Regions from separate parts of the Homo sapiens genome. Here region 1 is linked to region 2. Evidence: read pairs that join two places in POLR2A ChIA-PET (ENCODE). Cell type or tissue: A673. All regions are shown on one strand. Each heading gives the region's core, and the rest is flanking DNA. Links, peaks and the distances in the headings are about the cores only. Region 1 overlaps GDPD4 (glycerophosphodiester phosphodiesterase domain containing 4). Region 2 overlaps RSF1 (remodeling and spacing factor 1).

The links. ChIA-PET counts read pairs that join two places held together with the same protein. Peaks named below come from ENCODE experiments on the same cell type or tissue, not always from the same donor. Only the 100,000 strongest peaks of a DNase experiment are listed, where the experiment ranks them.
Region 1: POLR2A ChIA-PET joins it to region 2 with 8 read pairs; 2 of 35 experiments call an interaction of 5 or more read pairs at or near these places.

Annotation. Positions count from the first base shown.
Region 1 is chr11:77,243,051-77,245,972 of GRCh38, reverse strand. GDPD4 (glycerophosphodiester phosphodiesterase domain containing 4) reads left to right here. Exons shown (of 17, transcript NM_182833.3): 12 at 471-692; 13 at 2,125-2,279. Among named protein-coding and RNA genes, the nearest start is that of GDPD4, 57 kb to the left of the region's middle. In A673, for the core only: no CTCF peak of the experiment used is centred there; a DNase peak (open chromatin) is centred at 1,212.
Region 2 is chr11:77,669,903-77,672,824 of GRCh38, reverse strand. It overlaps RSF1 (remodeling and spacing factor 1), which reads left to right. Exons shown (of 16, transcript NM_016578.4): 15 at 595-783. Among named protein-coding and RNA genes, the nearest start is that of CLNS1A, 34 kb to the right of the region's middle. In A673, for the core only: no CTCF peak of the experiment used is centred there; no DNase peak of the experiment used is centred there.

The sequences.
Region 1 (2,922 bases), core at 211-2,710, 430 kb after region 2:
ATGAGGGAAATAGCATTTGAAGGGTAGGATTTTAACAAGTGGATATGGCAAGGAAGTCAAGGGAGGGGTAGAGCTGGTATTAAATTCAGTTGAAGCCAAAGCATGTGTTCTTCCTATTACACAAAACTAGAATAGCGGGAGCCCATGTAGGAAGCCAGCGTGACTGAAAAGGGATGTATTATCTTGACTTATGGGAGAGAAGGCTGGAAAGGAAGGTCAGGATAAGAACATGACCTTCAGTGCAAATACAACAGGTTGTAGGATATAGAAGAGACCATTCCAAACACTGTAATTATTGATGATGATTACATTTTATTTCTCTCCTTGTCACCTGTTTTCTAGGATTAGTACTTCAGAGGGCCTGATGGATTGAATGATAATGGAGCAACTGAGGTAGAGCTGGATGTGTGGCTACATAGTAGGAGAACTGGAAAGTGCTTTTATGTATTTTTTGATGTATTTGTTTCTAGCTCAGGCCATTTTACAATATGAAACCTCTATCAGAGGCAGATAAAGAAAGAGCAAGAAATCAGTCAATTCCAACACTAGCTGATTTATTGACACTTGCAGAGAAGGAAAGAAAATTTGTGATATTTGATCTTCATCGCCCTCCACCAAAACATCCTCTCAGACACACATTTGTCCGCCAAGTAGTAAGCGTGATCCTTGCCTCTAAAATCGAGCAACATCTGGTAAGTCTATCTCAGTATTTATGACATAGGTTGGGAGGTGGGTAGCATGTCCTAGGAGCACAGTAGTTGAACTTGACCTACCTTGTACATCTACCCTGGGATCCTTAAGTAATTTTACTTCCTATGGAAATGAAGATTGTTACTTATACAGCTACATGTGGTAATCTAGGAATGACCCAGTTAAATTTATCTCAGTGGGGAAAATCATTGAGGCTGTTTGCTATTCCAAACCAAATGAAATGTCAGCACCCTGTTAAAGAGGAATATGTGTAATAACTATCTAATGTGACCTGCACCACACCAACATAGATCCATTAGAAAGAGCCTGGGTAACATTAAGGCTTTGAAGACTTGGCATGATGAATGATATAGAAAGGAGAGCTGGTTCTTATTTGAGCAGAGATTTGCTCGTAATGTTTTTCAGAAGCAACTCTGCATTTGGGCAGTCAGTTGTTCCAAATCCCATAAATTCTCAGAATATGGGAGTGCTGTGAGTGAAACAATTATAAGTCTTTTTACAAATGGAAGTATTTCATAGATGAGTCATAATAGCATCTCTGTTGGCAGGAAATGACTCCTCTCAAAGATGATTTTTTTTAAATAAAATAGAAGCAGGGCCTCCCTATGTTGCCCAGGCCTGTCTCAAACTCTTGGGCTCAAGGGATCCTCTTGCCTCGGCCTTCCAAAGTGCTAAGAATACAGGCATGAGCCACCACACCCAGCCTCAAAGATGATTTTTAACATCATTAACCAGAAAGATGTTTTTGATTCTCACTATTCACCCATATCTATCAACTAATCTACTTTGCTTGTATGAGTCTTTGTGTACACAGTAGGCCCTTGACACTTGATGTTAACTGGTAAATGGAGAGGTCATGAGAAAACTCAGCTCCAGAGTAGCCCTAGTGAAAGCCCCATTATAAGAGTTCATTAGAAGATACTAGCCCAGGGCTGGGCGCGGTGGCTCACGCCTGTAATCCCAGCACTTGGGAGGCCGAGGCGGGCGGATCATGAGGTCAGGAGATCGAGACCATCCTGGCTAATACGGTGGAACACCATCTCTACTAAAAATACAAAATACAATAAAAATACAAAAAATTAGCCGGGTGTGGTAGCGGGCGCCTGTAGTCCCAGCTACTTGGGAGGCTGAGGCAGGAGAATGGTATGAACCCGGGTGGCGGAGCTTACAGTGAGCCAAGATTGTGCCACTGCACTCCAGCCTGGGCGACAGAGCGAGACTCCATCTCAAAAACAAAACAAAACAAAGAAAATACTAGCCCATGTTGACTCTTTCACCAAGGACTAGACTCTCTCTCTCTACTCTCTGTAGAATACTACCTGTGCTGGAATGGAGCTCCCTCCATTCTCTATGGGGCTGTTCGTACCTGGATAGCTGATTATCTACTGAGGGACTTCTTGTTTCTCCTTAGAGATTTTTTGGTTGCCAGCTCATGATAGGCAATACGTCAGGTCCGTGGCTCCTGGTTTTCAGCATGTGGGCCGTTTAGTATCCATTGAAACCCTTGCTAAAAACAATATCAGTATAATAAATGTTGACTACAAGAAGTTGTTCCCTAATGGGTTAAGGTAAGTGTTTGACCACACCTCTCTTGGCACATATTGCCTTACTTACACAAAATACACATTCTAATTAAACTTCTTAACTTCCCCTTTCCATCTCGGAATTTCTGTGTGTGGTTATCTCCTTTGAATCTCCTTTCTTTTTCCTACCCCTTCCTCCCTCCCTCCCTCCCTCCCTCCCTGTGCCAACAAACATTTATCAAGTGTTGACTGTGTCCCTGGAACATAGACTTTAGCCTCTGCTGTGTACTCTAATCTTTCACCATTCAGTACACTTTTTTGTATGCTTGGCATTTCTGTTCTTATATAAAAGGTGGACGTTGAAAAGTCAGAACTCAAAACGTTTATTTCCTCCTACCATTACCAGATGGATGGCAGTACCTTGTAAATGGCTTTGTGATCCAGATAGCCATATTTCTGGAACGGATAATTAAGAATATAACAAAACTATTATTTAAAAAATGTAAAAATAGCTGAGCATGAGAAGAAACTAAAATTATTAACCACTGTATTTATAAATATACAATTAGAGACAAATTTTCAGAATTAAAAGCACCTGGGAATAAAATAACTTTTCCAAACTTAACTATTATTAAACATGCTTAATTTAATCCATATCCCCTTTGTCTTAGATTTAAGGTTAATTTTT
Region 2 (2,922 bases), core at 322-2,821:
TGTAGTCCCAGCTACTCGGAAGGCTGAGGCAGGGGAATTGCTTGAACCCGGGAAGTGGAGTTTGCAGTGAGCCAAGATCATGCCACTGCACTCCAGCCTGGGCGACATAGTGAGACTCTGTCTCAAAAACAAACAAACTAAAAAGGATAAAACATTTTCTAATCTTGAGGATTCACCGCTAAGAGTATATATTGTGAGGTTTGGCATTAAAAACCTGCACAGATTGAGTCATTTTTTTTTTTTTTAAGGGAGACTTAAAGGCCAGGCATGTGGTAATCTCAACACTTTGGTAGGTAGCCAGGAGTGGTAGTGCATATGCCTGTGATCCTAGCTTTAGCTACTGGGGCAGCTGAGGCCAAAGGATCTCTTGAGCCCAGGAGGTTGAGGCTGTAGTGAGTCATGTTCATGCCACTGCACTCCAGCCTGTGTGATAGTGAGATACTCTCTCAAATAAAATGAGACTCATAAAAGTTACTGTTCACTTAAAAATATTTATGACTGAACTCTGCTTGGTAGCTTTTCATTTTTATAACCTAAGCTACATTTCTAAATAGACTTAAATTTTGTACTTTGTTCTTCCTTTTTTTAAAATAGAAAGTGACTTCAGTGATGATTTTAGTGATGATTTTGTAGAAACTCGGCGAAGGCGGTCAAGGAGAAATCAGAAAAGACAAATTAACTACAAAGAAGACTCAGAAAGTGACGGTTCCCAGAAGAGTTTGCGACGTGGTAAAGAAATAAGGCGAGTACACAAGCGAAGACTTTCCAGCTCAGAGAGTGAAGGTAAGGCATAGGTCTCCTATATATAGAAGTTTGGACAGGGCAAAATAGACATTATAAAGTGAACTCAGGATTGTGATTCTGTACCATTCTTTGAAACTCATATAACCAGGCCAGGCATGGTGGCTCACGCCTGTAATCCCGGCAGTTTGGGAGGCCAGGGCATGCAGATCACTTGAGGCCAGGAGTTCAAGACCAGCCTGTCCAACATGGTGAGACCTTGTCTCTACTAAAAATAAAAAAATTAGCCTGTGTGGTGATACGCGCCTGTAATCTTAGCTACTCAGGAGGTTGAGGCAGGAGAATTGCTTGAACCTGGGAGGCGGAGATTGCAGTGAGCCAAGGTTGTGCCACTGCACTCCACCCTGGGTGACAGAGCAAGACTGTGTCTCAAAAAAAAAAAAAAAAAATCCATATAACCAGTAGTATCTTTGAGATAAAACCTATAATCTTGTGCCTACCATAGTTTAAATAAAAGATACTCGATAAGAGGCTAATTTTTAAGATCTCCATTGTAATTTAAATTTTCATTGAAACTAGAAAAGTCTCAGAAAATTGTGATCTGATCAAGATTATTCTACTTCTTTTTCTTACTCCCTTATTCATGGCCCTCATTTTGAAATAACCTCTTATGTCCTTAATAGCTAAAAGGTTTCAAATAAAAGTGCCTACTGTCTCTTTCACCTTGACTATGATTTCAGTTGGAAACCGAAATCATTATTTCCTAATAGCTATAACTGTGCCCCCTACCAGTAGTACAAGACAAGCTCTAAAATATGAATTTCTTACATCCATTTAGTCTTTTTTGTTTTACTTAAATTATATATATATAGTGTATATATATATACACACATATATACATATAAATATATATATATATATATATATATATATATATATATATATTTTTTTTTTTTTTTTTTTTTTTTTTTTTTTTTGGTGACAGAGTCTTACTCTGTCACCCAGGCTGGAGTGCAGTGGTGTGATCTTGGCTCACTGCAACCTCCGCCTCCCAAGTTCAAACGATTCTCCTGGCTCAGCCTCCCAATAGCTAGGATTTTAGGCATGTGCCACCAAGCCTGGCTAATTTTTGTATTTTTAGTAGAGATGGGGTTTCACCATGTTGGCCAAGCTAGTCTCGAACTCCTGACCTCAGGTTATCCGCCCACCTTGGCCTCCCAAAGTGCTGGGATTACAGGCGTGAGCCACCGCGCCCGGCTTTATGGCCTGTTTTGAAGATTGTTTTGCTTTCATAGATTAAACATGAATTTAAGTTTGAGCCCAAGACAAAAGAGAAAGGGAAAAAAAATGTTTGGATGTGGGATGCTAAAGAAGGGAAGTGAACATCTTTTTCGAATGTGTACTTACCTTCATGTGTCACAGAAACAAACATAAATTGCATTAGTTAAGCCATTAAATATGAATATTTATTAAGCTAGGCCCTATTCCAAGCACTGGAATATAACAGCAAACAAAATAGCTCTTATGAAACTCTTATTTTAGTTGGGAAGAAGGTGACAATAAACAAGATAGATAAGTAGAATATATGATATATTAGAAATGAGTGCTTTGGAAAAAAATAAAGGAGAAAAGGGGGTTGGGAAAGTAGTTGAATTTCAGATAATATACTAAGGAAATCCTCACTAAGAAAACATTTGAGTGAAGACCTGAAAGAAATGTTGTGTGTGAGTCATGCACTTATCTAAAAGAAGAATGATACAGGCAGATGGAACAATAAATATGAAGGCCTTGAGGTATGTTTGTGCTTGTCATGTTCAGCAAACAGAAGGGAGTGCAGGGTTGTTGGAGCAGAATGAGTGAAGGCAGACATAATGAGATGAAGCAAAGAAGTCAGTGGGGGCCAGTCAGCAAACGAGAGCCCACCTGCTTACATAAATAAAAAAGCAAGGTTTTTGTTTTTGTTTTTGAGACAGGGTCTCACCCTGGCTGGCGTGCAGTGGCACAATCACAGCTCACCATAGCCTCAATCTGCTGTGCTCAAGCAGTCCACCTGCCTCAGCCTCCCAAGTGGCTAGAAGTGGCATAAGCCACCACACTGCTAATTTTTAAATTTATTTTATAGAGATGAGATCTTGCAGTGTTGCCCTGGCTGACCTTAAACTCCTGGCCTCAAGTGATCCC